Regions from separate parts of the Mus musculus genome. Here regions 1 and 3 are each linked to region 2. Evidence: chromatin loops called from intact Hi-C (ENCODE). Cell type or tissue: heart. All regions are shown on one strand.

The links. A loop is a pair of places that touch in the nucleus more often than their neighbours do. Peaks named below come from ENCODE experiments on the same cell type or tissue, not always from the same donor. Only the 100,000 strongest peaks of a DNase experiment are listed, where the experiment ranks them.
Region 1: a loop joins it to region 2, with 4 times the contacts of the local background. A loop is called at or near these places in 10 of 42 quality-filtered maps.
Region 3: it touches region 2 in a loop (6-fold over the local background); 6 of 42 quality-filtered maps call a loop at or near these places.

The regions. Positions count from the first base shown.
Region 1 is chr11:119,057,564-119,060,063 of GRCm38, reverse strand. No RefSeq gene overlaps it. Among named protein-coding and RNA genes, the nearest start is that of Cbx8, 18 kb to the right of the region's middle. In heart, a CTCF peak has its summit at 1,327; DNase peaks (open chromatin) are centred at 1,203 and 1,913; H3K4me3 peaks cover 1,769 bases; H3K27ac peaks cover 1,638 bases; H3K27me3 peaks cover 2,442 bases.
Region 2 is chr11:119,125,673-119,128,172 of GRCm38, reverse strand. Gm11755 (a long non-coding RNA gene) reads left to right here and starts at 1,261. Exons shown (of 4, transcript XR_880345.1): 1 at 1,261-2,500. In heart, a CTCF peak has its summit at 1,469; a DNase peak (open chromatin) is centred at 1,562; H3K4me3 peaks cover 1,063 bases; H3K27ac peaks cover 2,500 bases.
Region 3 is chr11:119,033,295-119,035,794 of GRCm38, reverse strand. No RefSeq gene overlaps it. Among named protein-coding and RNA genes, the nearest start is that of Cbx8, 6.4 kb to the left of the region's middle. In heart, no CTCF peak of the experiment used is centred here; a DNase peak (open chromatin) is centred at 1,454; H3K4me3 peaks cover 1,661 bases; H3K27me3 peaks cover 2,298 bases.

The DNA of each region.
Region 1 (2,500 bases), 68 kb after region 2:
GGAGGAGTCTGGGAAGAGAGTGGGTCTGTGCTCATAAGAGCTTTCCTGATGCCTCTTCATCTGTGCTGGTGGCACAAGGGACCCTGCAGTCACATCCTCTGCATCCTCAGAGCAGCAGCTGGGGCAGCACCAGCAGCAAGCAGTAGGTTTAATGGAGAGAGGTGGTGCGTTTCCAGGTGAGATGTGGGGCGTAGGGCAGGGAGCCTACTGTGGGAAATAAGGCTCTCCTCCAGTCAGTTAGCCAGTGTCGTGCCTGCTCAACTGTAAGGAACCTTGGGGTCCTTTCATAGTGTCTCCCTTATGTCCTTACTAGGCAGACAAGGATAGAAGAGCCTGGAGAAGTCTAAACCCTGCAGGGTGCCTGTAGACCCTTTGATTTTGTTCCTGGAACTGTGAAGCCTTGGGTGGAGTCGCTAGGAGCCAGGTCAGCCTCCTATAGAAGCACCAAATCCTGACATTTCCCATCTCCATCTAAGAGTCCTAGGGATTGCTTGCTCTTTCTCAGTCTCTCTCAGCGCCTCTCTGCACCTCCCCTGTAGGTGTGTCCCCAGCCAGGCTCAATAGCTCCCTGGGTGGTTGGAGGAGAGAGCTTTGGCAGGTGACACCAGCCCTCGCTTGGACATGGCCTGTCAAGTTTCATTTCCTGGCAACCATTTCAGACAGAAGAGCAGCCTCTACCTAGCATGAAGTGAGAGTGCCCTGGCTTTTCCTGGTTTGCTCCACTCCCTAGTTGCTTCTTAAAGTATTTTGGCCCTGCCAGCAGAAGGATGCCAGCAGATGGGGTGACTGCCTTGATAGGGAGTTCTCTGCTACACCTTCTCCAGGTCAAGGGGAAAGGGAGGCATCAGGGACAGATCAGAAACCCTACACCAATACTGTCCTAGAGCCCGCCGGTCTGTGCTCTTGCCTCCAGAACAGAGAGGTCCAAGCTGGAGGAGGATAGAACTCTGGGCAGGGGAAGCCCACCCGGAGCATTTGGGCCCTACCATCTATGCAGGATTGCTCCCGAGGGTCCGGTAGGACACTGGGAGGAGCAGGAGCCCTGTGGATGAATGCTAGAGAATGGCGTCCCTCCTTTGGACACGCCTGCCTGTCCTCCCGCGGTCCTGGCGACTCTGGCATCCAGCCATTTTCCTTCTTGGCCCTGGTGGCGCCGGAACTCAGACCCGCCTGCTCTGCATCTGGAGACCGCAGCCCGGGGGGCCACGCACCATCCTATGGCCCCAGGGAGGGCTAGTGAGCTCTGCGTCACCACGTAGTGGGTGTACCCAGGCAGCTTGGCCTCTAGGGAATTCACATGGACAGGAGCCTCCTACTGGACGTTGAGGCACAGTTGCGTCCTTGAAACGACTCGCGGCATCGCCCGCGGGCCTTCAAAACACGTGCACAGGTGGGCTGCGAGGCCACACACCCAACCTACCATCTCACGGACAACTGGGTTTTTTCTGCCCCTCTAGCCGGTGGGTCCTCCTCGAGACCGGCCAAGTTCGGCGGCCGGGAGCTCAGTGGGGCACTCTGGACCCACGCAGCCTCCCCAGCGCGTCTTGCCGCCCTGTAATGACCCACCACTCTGCTCCCGACTCAGCTCAGTGGCCCATGCCTACAATAAGCAGGGCTGGGGCAGCCGAGCTTCTGCAGGTGCGCACAGGACATTGAGCAAGGAATCGCTTGGCTCTGGCTGTGAGGGGGAGAGGCGACGAAGGTCGGGAGTGGAGCGGAAAATCGTTGTTTTTTCGTGATGGGGGAGCGGCCCTAGGCTCCCAGTGGCGCGGGCGGGCGCGTCGCTTTGACGCCAGCCTTCTGGGCAAACCCATTCAGTGCTGGGCAGCCCAGGGGAAGCTGAGCCGGGCTCACCCCACCCTCCACCGAGGCTTGGGAAATAGGCGAAGTGGTCAGACTGGTTTCCGGGCCAGGATCAGGATCCACGAGGGCTGGCTGGCATTGGTGGGGAGGACTGAACCCCGAGGGTGATGTACTGACAGGCCACCCCAGGGTGCTCTCTTTTCGACCCCTTGGGGTGAGAGAGTGCAGGCATGGAGTCGGGGAAACAGTTTTCAAGCGTGGGTCAGTAGACTGGCCTCTCCCCATACACACTGCTGTGCCCAGCCCCCGCCAGCTGGGCTCAGCAACGTTGGACAAGCGTTCTTCTAACATTGGGGAGCACCACAGAACCTGGGTTTTTTTTTTATCTTGGGGGTTAGGGTTGGTTGGAAGAGTCAGTTCTGTCTAAACCCGGGCCCTCGTGCACCCCCTCTGTCAGCCTCAGTTTCTTTATCTATCACTGTCCCTAGCAGTTAATACTCGGGGAAAATCTAGGTGTATGGGGGATGGGGACTCCCAGAGGGTCAATGGAGGAGGAAGGAGGGTCTCCAGAGCGGGTGTTCATGACACCCACTGTTCCTCCCTGGAAGAAGTCCAGGGAGGAGTTAGGACCTCCACCCCCACCCCGTGCTTCCATCCCATTGCCAGGCTCTGGAGACCTGCAGACAGGAAAATGGAG
Region 2 (2,500 bases):
GCTAGGTGCAGTTGGACTTGTTCTGCCTAGGCCTTAGCAATTTCGCCCCCAACAATGGTAGGTAAGGTTGGGTCCTGGTGGGCCTTTTTAACAGGACGCTTGCCCAGGGCTGACCAGGGCAGGGGAGCTACGCATTGTTAGAGCTGAATGCACTTGCTCACCTACTTCTCTACCAAGCTGGTCTGGGGGCTGGCAGAGGCCACTATGGGAGGGGCCCTCCTTGTCCTGACAGGTAGCCTCAGACTGTGAGTCCTATCAAGAAATCACAGCAAGCTCTTGGCACAGATGTCCTGGATGCCAGAGGCCCTGGCCTCTCAAAAGCTGGGTGGAGAGAAGTCAGGAGAACCCTCCTCTCTGAGACACTCAGCGGTTTCCAGGTGGCTGAGAGTCACTTAGATAAAATACAAATCCCTTGTAGCAGGCTGGGAAACAGAAACTGAATAGAATGCTCTCAGATGGCATTGGGGATATGGGTTTGGGCAGGATCGTCTCCTCGAGACCTTCTCTTCTTCTGACAGAGCTGGGGTCAGAACCCAGGGCCTCCCGCATGCTAGGCAATGGTCACTCTCTGGGCTACACCAAAGTCAACTCCGGGGTCAGCATGACAGTCTCCGACCAGGAAGGAAGGATGTCCTGGTAGCATTTGCTGAGACATGGAACAGGCATTCCAGACGTGCCACAGGCTGAGCTGAGCTGCCAGTGCGGAAACTGGCCTGCCCCGTGAGTTACCGTCCAGCGTCATCCTCGAGCACCTGCCACCCGCGCTGGGGACTCCCTGCAAGCAAACTAAAGAAGAAAGAGCCCTGCTGTCCTGCAAGCAAAAGTAACCATGCCCTCTTTCCGGGGTGAAGCACTCTGGAGAGGCCAGTTGGCTGCTTGTCTCAGCCCCTCCTCCAGTTAGATCCCAGAGCCAATCAAGGCTCCAAACGGCCAAAATGCACTGTGCCAAATCACCACATAGCCACCAATCACCGTCACCAGCTAATATGGGGGTTCACAAAACGTGTGCAGTCTCAAAAGGCTTTTGTGTGGCAGGAAAACGCCCAGTGAAGCAGATCCACAGAGAGAAAATAGTTGGGGTTTGCCCCAAGGGCCTAGGAAAAGCAGGGGGGGGCACAGAATGACTGCTCACGGGCATAGGGGTGGTTGGGAGAGAAATTAGAATGCTGTGGAATTAGATTACGGAGGTGCTGTGCAACTGAAGATTTACTAAAAACAATCGAATTTTTTTCTCTCTCTTTCTAGAAAAAGATTTACAGTCTGCTGTTATATCTCAATGCAGCTGTTGCATGTTTTAAGTGTCCTGGGGAAATGTTGCTAGGGTTATCATCACTGGGTGCACGTTTACACGTCAGCCTCATTAAAAATGTGCACAGATGTGCATCGTAAAAAGGCCAGCAGGAAATATACCGGACGCTAGCACCAGCTTTGTGTGGGTAAAAGAATCGCAGAGCATTTTATGTGCAAACAGCCAGGGGGCAGGATCCACTCGAAGTCCATTGGTTATGGTGACGTCCAAGGCCAAGCCCCTGGACCAGCCCCTCTCTGCCCGAGGCCAGCCCTGTGAGTCACAGCAGAGGCATCAGGCGGCCAGGGGTCAGCTCCTCCCTGGGGAGGGAATGTTGTGGAGCCGGCAGGGCAGGCAGGGCAGCAAGCAGGGTAGATGTGGTGGGCAGGCTGCCCGTGGGCTCCACCACAGCCAGCTACCTCAAGGAAGGTGGGCAGGAGAAGAGCAATAATTACCCCGCTGGGAGGAGCTTGGCACCCGCCTTCATTCCCAAGCAGGGAGGTGACCTGCCCTGGTAGACTGGCCAGCAGCAACCTCGGCAAGGTAGCATGTGACTGGCCAGGTAGCAGTACTGACCTAGGAAGAAGACCATCAGGGTTTGCAGGAGGAACTAGGCCTACTCGTGCCCTGGGCCTTTGGCAAGCCCTCGGTCGCTGCTCCTAGCTTCCTATCTGTTCCGACCTGCTTCCTGTGTATCCAGCTCTACCCAGAGGACATCCCAGAACACTCTAGGGACAGCAAGCCCTTTCCCCTTCCCTCCCTGCCCCCGCCGCCTCTTTCTTCTGCCTCCACACTGGCCTTTGACCTGGCCCTTAACCCTCTCGGCTTCTTCTGCCTTTCACTGTAGCCTCCCTGACCCGCCACCTAAACACCACACACACACAAACACACACACACATACACACACACACTGGCTTTATAGATACAGTGGACAAGTGAATGGATGTAGGATGTGAGATGGAGTCCTGCAGGTCACCCCTGCTGGCAGAAGGCACTGGTGGCCTTGTAAGGAAAGGTACAAGGGGTAGAGATCACCATGGCCATTGCTGTCTGAGTCACTTGGTTATTCCTGGCCATGGGAGCCATTTGAAGTTGGAACTGAGAATGGGAGACATAGAGCCAGGTCGGGGGGTAGGGAGAGCTTGAAAGGGAATGTGGTATGAACCCCTAGCAAAGGAAGATGTCAGAGGCTGGGGCAGGGTTCCCAGAAAG
Region 3 (2,500 bases), 92 kb after region 2:
GTCTATTGATTGAGGAATTGAATTCGCGGCTATTGCTAGGCAACTGCCTGCTTGGAGCCGGCGCAGAGCGCGCTGATGTGATTAGTGAGCTGGGAGCCGCCGACCCTCAGCCCCGCGCTCCCACCACCAGTCCCTACGGCTTCTTGGACCCTAGTGTTCTTTCGGGTAGATACCACAAGGTTGGATGAGGGGCTGCCGATGGAGAACATAGCATGGGGTGATGATGGTGGGTGTTCTCAGTCTTCTAGGCTGCAGACTTCTCAGCAGAGAGGCGGGGTCCTGAGGCTGCAAAGGCGACCCATACTCCGGATTCCCAAAGAGGACCTTACCAGTACTGAACCTAGTTCCACCTCCATATTCCTGGGTAGACGTCGCTCCCTTGCAGAAAAAGCTGTAATCCGTGCGAACACGCAGAGCCCAAGGGGAGGGAGGGGGGAATACGGACCAGGTCACATCTTTTGCCCTTGGCCCCACCTTCCTCCTCCAGCTCAGTGACCTGCGTGGGAGGCTGTGGGTCAACGTCTGTGGTCCGGGGTTGCCAGAGCAGGTCATTGAGTGTCCAGTTGAGCGGTCAGCTTGTCTCAGTCGCCAAGAGGTCCAAGGTCTGTTTCTTAGGCCACCTCAAGGTGCTCTGGGTCGAGCAAGCTCTTTACTGGGCCCTCTGGAGGGCGATGGCCATCAGGGAGACAAGAAGGCACTGTGACTGTGCCTGGTGACTTCAGCAGTAGCCCCTCCCTCAAATATAGGTTGGAATCCCGCACCGACCCTTAGGGATTTCTCCGCTTCTTTGGTCACCACCAACTTCAACCTGGGTTCAGGGCTTCCTCAGAGAATTTTCTGGGTGTATTCTCCTTAAGAGCAAAGCACGGGTGTGAGGACCCCTGGCTCCAGACAGCCTTCGTTCAGACAGATCTCCCTCCGTCCGTTCTCTTTGGCAGGACGTGTTAGAGCCGCTGTCGGAGCTGAGCCTTGCCCAACACAAACACGGATTGAATGGAATACTTATGGCTCTACTTAGAGCCGGTTTTTTTTTTTTTTTTTTTTTTTTTTCCCTGACTCTTGGATGCTCACAGCGCGCGGCTCTGACGAAGGCCCGGTGCTGTGCCCAGGACGACAGTGGTATGCAAGCCTGCTCCACTCTCTGCGGATGCATCCACGGCTTTTTTCTTTTCACCAAAAAGTCCTTCAAGCCAGGGGCGGCTCGGATTCAACGGGATCCCAAGGTAGGAGCGAATAGGATCACGAACGGGTGCCATCAAGGATGGAAATTTAGCTGACAGCAGGGAGAAGCAGTAGGCAGAGGCCTGGACTTTCTTTCTGCGGCCGCAGACGGTTCGGCGGGTGGTTACTCTGAGCAGCAGGGGTGTAGACAGTGCAACTGAGTTTACCACAGCACGGGACAGCGGGGGATTCCGCCCTCCTCCCCATCATCATTTAAAGTCCAGCGACACGAACTTCGTGGGGAGCGCGCGCCCTCTACAGGCAACGGCGTCAGCCCCTGTCCCAAGTACACCCCTCCCCCTCTCTGGTTCACGTCTGATAGACGTGAAGAAAAGCCTTCTTTCCTCTTAACCGGCTTCTCCCAGCATCACCTTTGTGCCTTTGTGAATCGGCCTCGACCCACGCAGGCTGGACAGGAGGGAGGTGGTGTTCACTGGCCTAGAACCCAGCTGCACCAATCGTACCAGGTGCCCTCCACTTGGTGTCAGTGGTGCCTACTCTAGGATGGAGGTGGATTGATTAGGTGGTCAGACTAGGAACACAGAAATTAATAAACATCAATGTAGGCCAGCCCCGCCCCCTCAACTTTGGTCTGGAGACCTTGTCCCTGTAGACATAGATTTTCAGAGAGCCTAGCTGGCCAATGGGGCCAGCACTTGTTCCTGTCCTGACCTGAGGTCTATGATCTAACTGCCCCTATCCACCTTTTCAAAAAGAAAAGAAACAAAAGGCACTGAAGACAACAAAAGGGAAATCAAATCGTCAGCTGCCTGCTTTGCAAGAAACAAGGAATGGGTTTCCCTGGCTGGAGAGATGGCTCAGATGGCTCAGCTATTAAGACCTGCGTTCGATCCACAACATCCACCTGGAAGCTCAAAACCCGTAACTCCAGTCCCAGAGGATTCACCATCCTCACAGACATTCATGCAGGGAAAACACCAATGCACAAAAATAAAAAGACATACGTTTTTTTTAAAGTCGTATCTCTGCAACAAGGTGTTTCTATCTGTAGTGTTGACGCCTCCCCACAGCCTGACATCCAGGCCTGAGTCCCAAGCAGCCTTTCTGCCAGGAGTGGCCCATCTTCCCCTACACTTCAGAGGAACTCTATTCTCCTGGGAGGCCAAAGGAAATTTATGAATAAAATTAATGTTGAAGAGAGTAACACAAGTCTTGGGCTGGGGAAGGTTGTGTAACAGCCTGTCTTCCCTTCATCAGTTGTGGGGGGAGAGTCAAGGTGGCCCCTGACCAGATGTTTCCTGCCCTTCTCAGAGCTTCC